2 separate regions of the Homo sapiens genome follow, and region 2 is linked to region 1. The links are chromatin contacts, found by Hi-C or POLR2A ChIA-PET in ENCODE. All regions are on one chromosome and are shown on one strand. Each heading gives the region's core, a stretch centred on a gene start or an enhancer-like site at or near the end of the contact. The rest is flanking DNA. Distances are from core to core; before and after follow the strand shown.

What was found. A loop is a pair of places that touch in the nucleus more often than their neighbours do. ChIA-PET counts read pairs that join two places held with the same protein, here RNA polymerase II (POLR2A). Pooled maps may share reads with other maps.
Region 2: a pooled map shows a loop between it and region 1 (2.1-fold over the local background). The contact joins two enhancer-like sites. A Hi-C loop is called at or near these places in 1 of 50 pooled maps. POLR2A ChIA-PET finds 5 or more read pairs at or near these places in 2 of 52 experiments (A549 and activated T-cell).

What each region holds. Positions count from the first base shown.
Region 1 is chr15:99,211,216-99,213,922 of GRCh38, forward strand. The region is part of intron 8 of TTC23 (tetratricopeptide repeat domain 23); the gene reads right to left. Among named protein-coding and RNA genes, the nearest start is that of TTC23, 37 kb to the right of the region's middle. RefSeq lists a silencer at 775-975. Within about 2 kb of position 1,401, at least 6 of the 41 ENCODE cell types and tissues checked have a DNase peak (open chromatin) inside an H3K27ac peak, as active enhancers do.
Region 2 is chr15:99,503,411-99,506,117 of GRCh38, forward strand. It overlaps LOC105371019 (a long non-coding RNA gene), which reads right to left. Exons shown (of 3, transcript XR_001751710.2): 2 at 7-115. Among named protein-coding and RNA genes, the nearest start is that of MEF2A, 61 kb to the right of the region's middle. RefSeq lists an enhancer at 1,157-1,286. Within about 2 kb of position 1,306, at least 5 of the 41 ENCODE cell types and tissues checked have a DNase peak (open chromatin) inside an H3K27ac peak, as active enhancers do.

The DNA of each region.
Region 1 (2,707 bases), core at 151-2,650:
AATACAAAAATTAGCTGGGCGTGGTGGCACACATGTGTAATCCCAGCTACTTGGGAGGCTGAGGCAGGAGAATCGCTTGAACCTGGGAGGTGGATGTTGCAGTGAGTCAAGATCACGCCACTGCACTCCAGCCTGGGTGACAGAGAGTCTCAAAGACAAAAAACAAACAAACAAAAAAAAAGAAGAAGTAAGTATATACAATTGTCTGATTTTAGCTTAGATGATTCATGAGAGCAAAGAAAACAAAATGTAGCCTTCCCAAGGCACAGGGAAAAAATGCAGAAAAAAATTGCACACCAAGGGCAGTCTTGAAGTACAAAACCTTAATATGTGATATAAGTACCTGATTTAAAATCACCTCTGGGATGAAACAGCAGAAAGGAAAATGTTCAATTAGATCATAATGATAATTATATTGCCCTTTTCTTTCTTGCTTTCTTGCTTCTGAGGGTCTCCCATGCACCTAGATGCTTTAAAGTAATATCTTTTTAATCTTCACAGCAACCCCTGGAGGTCTTATTATTTTCACTTCAACAGGAGAGGAGAGTGAGGCTCCCAGGAAGCACAAGATCTACCCAAGTTCTACAGCTGGGAAGTTTGAACAAACACTGATTTGAACCCAGGGCTTCTGACTCCAAAGACTACATTTTTTTGTTTTTAATAGAGATGGGGATTCACCATGTTGACCAGGCTGGTCTTGAACTCCGGGCCTCAAGCGATCCTCCCATCTCAGCCTCCCAGTGTTGGGATTACAGGCATGAGCCATCATGCCGGCCCAGAGCCTACATTGTTAATGACACCATGGCACACTGCTTAGAAATACTTGGGAGGCGTCTTGTTGATGCTCTGAGGAAATAAAAGTGTTTACTCATTCCTGAGTTAGTTCAGCACAGTCATGCCAGGCAAAGTGTTCGCTGGACATGCTGTGGGAGACTTCAAGGACATGTCAAGCAGTCAGAGAGAGCTGGGGGAAAATCACATGTTCTGGAGCAATAGTCTCAATAGGTCATCATCATGCTGCATAGAAAGATAATTTAAAGAGGGATGTGTGTGTGTGTGTGTGTGTGTGTGTGTGTGCATGCATGTGCAATGGCATATGCCTGTATATACAAAGACAACTATTTCTCTCTGGGCATCTATCAATAACCAGGATAGAAAATAATTCTTAACACTGGGGATAAATTTGCCCCTTTTTGTAAGTGACTTTCTTTACCAGATTTAAAGAAATATAACTGTGCACATAAGAATACATGATTTGGATTCACTCTCCAAAGTTAACAAACCATTACTGTACGAAGTAGCACCGGAACAGAGGAGAGGAAGAAGGAGAGAAGTTTCAGGCCATAGTCAGGGATGGGAGGCATGGAGCATGAGTCACCCCGCGGCACTTATCTGTCAGCCCAGGGAGAAAGGCACTGGGCTGTTGCGATGGGCACCATAAAAGGACAGGCAGGGCAGGAAGATGATACACTAAAAGATATCCTTTTAAGAGGGACATAGGACTGAGTGCAGTGGTTCATGCCTGTAATTCTAACACTTTGGGAGGCCGAGACAGGAGGATCGCTTGAGCCCAGCCTGGGCAATATAGTAGTAAGACCCTGTCTCTACAAAAAAATAAAATTAGCTGGGTGCAGTGGCACGTGCCTGTAGTCCCAGCTAGTCAAGAGGCTGAGAGGGGAGGACTGCTTGAGCCCAGGAGGTCAAGGCTGCCGTGAGCTGTCACTGTGAAACTGTACTCCAGCCAGAGCAACAGAGTAAGACCCTATCTCAAAAAAAAAAAAAAAAAAAAAAGGGGGGGACATAAATCCAATGAGCGCTGCCTGAGAAATTATCTTGGCCTTCCACTTCCAAGACCTGGCAAAAGAAAAGGCCCTCATGGTTCAAGCTTACCTACAGAAGTGCATAAATCCAAAACACCTTGTTAATTTCTAAAGCAGATAAATTTGGACAAAATACATTTCAATAAGGAAATGAAGCAAAGTAATTGAATGAAAATTATACAGTTTAAACATGCACATTGTGGTGATTATATCAGGGTGAAGAATTAGGATGAAAAGAAGTAGCAAAGTTTGAAACAACTTGGCTAAACACAAAAGTAACTTTGTAGAATAGTCTGGAATATTAACTTAAATTCTTGTTGGCTATTCAGCCTAGATGTGTACAGGGCCCGCCATCTGCTGGCAAGGCTTGGTGTTGCTAATTTGGAAAGCACTCAGAGGAGGTGCCAGAGGATCATTTACTCTTTTTTATAGCAACACTGCTCAATGTTAAATACTGATATATTAGGTCTCAACAGATGCAACAAATATTATATCTTGGAGCTCTGAATTGTGTATTTCCTATCTTATAAGACAGAATACCTAATTTCTGGCAGGAAGGGATTCTGGACTGGTAAAGCCTTCCCAGTCACTAACAACCTTCTTCCTCCTCCAGTTATATAAATGGAATTGTACAGTATGATTCTTTTGCATCTGGCTTCTTTCACTACACATTGTGAGAGCCATTCATGCTGTTAAGCATAGGAGTAGTTTTAATCATTTTATTTATATTAACATCACATTTTTTCTGTTTTACTTTTGGTGAACATTTAGGCTGTTTCCAACTCTTGGCTATTACAAATAATGTAGCTTTGAATATTCTTGGCTATGTCTTTTGGTGAAAACATGCATGCATTTCTATTGGGTGTATAATTTAGTAGTGATACTGC
Region 2 (2,707 bases), core at 56-2,555, 290 kb after region 1:
CCTCACCCCTGAATGCACCGATCACCCTGGCCAGCAGAGATGGCTCCCGCCTCCTTGTTCAGCTCTTACGGTCACGGGGTTTGCCTTCCTCGCTGATGCCACCAGCATCCTTTGGCTGGAAACAAAACAGCCCCATCAATTCAGATTGTTCTTAGGAGCTTTCAGAGGAGATATTGGTTGCATTTAACACACAGTCGGGGCCAAAATAAAGGCTGGGTAGGTGCCCGGGTTATTCAGCGGGAAATGACATCCTGCTCAGGTACACAAATGTCATGCTCCCCAAGCCCTGACACAGGCAAACCGTCTCACAGCCTTCCTTCCCCAGGACTCCAGATTTTCCAACCGATGGTTCTCTTCTTGCCTTCAGACACAACCTGTCCCGTTTGGGAAGGCCAAGACAGGAGACCACAGTGGCAGGGAGCAAACAGGAAACATGAGAGTGGTATCACTGACCTAATCTTTTCCTTTGCAGAAACAATCTCAATTAAAATGCATCACTTCAGAAACCCTATGAAGGACCCGCTCTGTGAATTCTTTCGAAGGTCATCTTAATAATCCAAACCAGTTGCCCAACCAGGAAAGAATTATTCTCTAACATAATTGAAAACACCCACAGGCAGGTGCTTATTGCTTGTGAAAATGAAGACTCATGCATCATTGGAGCCTTAGTTCCAGAGAAGGTGGGATGTGCACGGATCTGTTCTTTTGACAAAGCAGCATGAGGAAAAAGACTCTGTGGCCATTGCCCCTAAAAATAAAGGTATCCTGCCAAGCTTCTCACTGGCATCCTCAGCTTCCCCTTTCTGAGGCTGAGATGAGGTTTCCTTGGCCTCCTCACCCCCACCACCATAGAGCAGAGAGGCCCAAAGTCTGTTCTCAAAATCACTCACATTCAAATGTGAGTAACTGACATCAGCCAAATTGGGAACCAGAGTCAAATCTGAAACTCAAAGGAAAAAGCTTCCAGATAAACTTCAGAGATCTTCACTGTGGGGAGATGGGGGGGACCAACTAGATGGAGTAGGGGATCTTTATGGCCACTGTTTCTCTGAAGGGACAGAAGGACCAGGCTCACTAGGTCTGGGTGGAAACCCTAGCTCTGAAAGTTCCTTCTTACATGGCTTTGAGATGATTACTCGGGGTGGTTCTGAGCTTACTTATTGCATCATAAAAAGGAGAGACCCATGCGGACTTCTCAGGGCGAGGATGAAGTGGGATGCTATTTGTGAAGGTGTTTGGCCCATCAAGGTGTCCATAGGACTAAAGACCCTACGCAGAAACACTCGTGGCCAGGACCGGGCTCCTCCAGGCTGTGGTCAGAGCGGGCCAGGTTCTAGTGGAAAACTCTGCCTCAGTCAAGGGCTGCTCAGGGGTTGGTGCTCTCAGTAGAAAGCCAGTCTCTGGTACGTGACTGGCACAACCTACAGGGGCTTCCAGAACCCGTCACAGCAGTGTGCCTGGCCTGCAGGGTACCTGAGCATTGCTCTCTTAACCTAGCATTTATTCATCAACCTCCTGGAGCTCCTCCTGGAGGCCTGGCTTCAGAATGAGTCATATTGCCCGACACCACACTCTTTTGTTTAGAATTGATACAGGACATGGGGTTCCTGTGAAATTAGCTTGAAATTAATTTAGCCACAATAGCTTATTGTTAGATTTAATTGTAAATGAAACAATTCACCAGGGACGTTTCACTTTGTAAACAAGCACCTCAGAGTCAGCAGGGAATTTGGGTATTTTTTTTCCTACTCTCTAGTCGCTGCATAGGTTTTTACAAAATTTGTGGCCAAGCATAAAAAGCATTTTGGACACGGCTTTGGAGGGACAGCCCACTGCCATTCGTCACCCTCTTAGGTGCCCTGGCACTGGGTAGGAGCAGTCTGCTTTCACGCAGCCTGCTGGGCACAGGAAGGTGCTCTTTGCTGCAGTCAATACATTGTCCAAAAATCACCCTGACTCCATTCCAGAATCCCCAGTGCTCCTGCAGAAGCATCAGTGCTGCTCATATTAAAGAGTCCAAAAAACAGGGTCTGGGCAGTCCAGGCTATGGTTTCCTTCAGAAGCCCTGAAGCCAGTGTTTCTTAGAACATGATGCCACACCACCGTTGGAACATACAGTTATTATCAACATATAGTTCTCATGTTAATGGTTACATGTTCATTTTAAGATGTATTAAAACAAAAATCATTCCTCAAAACTGTGATTTCATGGCAATACACATAAGTTTACATTAAAAGGCAGGTCAGCCAGGGACAGTGGCTCATGCCTGTAATCCCAGCACTTCGGGAGACTGAAGTAGGCAATTGCTTGAGCCCAGGAATTTGAGATCAGCCTGGTCAACACGGCAAAACCCTGTCTTTACAAAAAATACAAAAATTAGCTGTGCATGGTAGTGCATGCCTCCCAGCTACTTGGGAAGCTGAGGCAGGAGAATCATCTGAGTCTGGGAAGTGGAAACTGCAGTGAACTGTGATTGTGTCACTGCACGCCAGCCTGGGTGACAGAGGACACCCTGTCTCAAAAAGGAAAAAAAAAAAAAAAAAAAAGGTAGGTCAATATGAAGAAGAGTAATTTAAAATTAAAAAAAATTAAAAAGTAAATTATATGCAACTTAAAACCAGGAGATATCATCTTACACCAGTCAGAATGGCTGTAAAAAGACAAAAAAACACAGATGTTGGTGAGGACGCAGAAAAAAGGGAATGT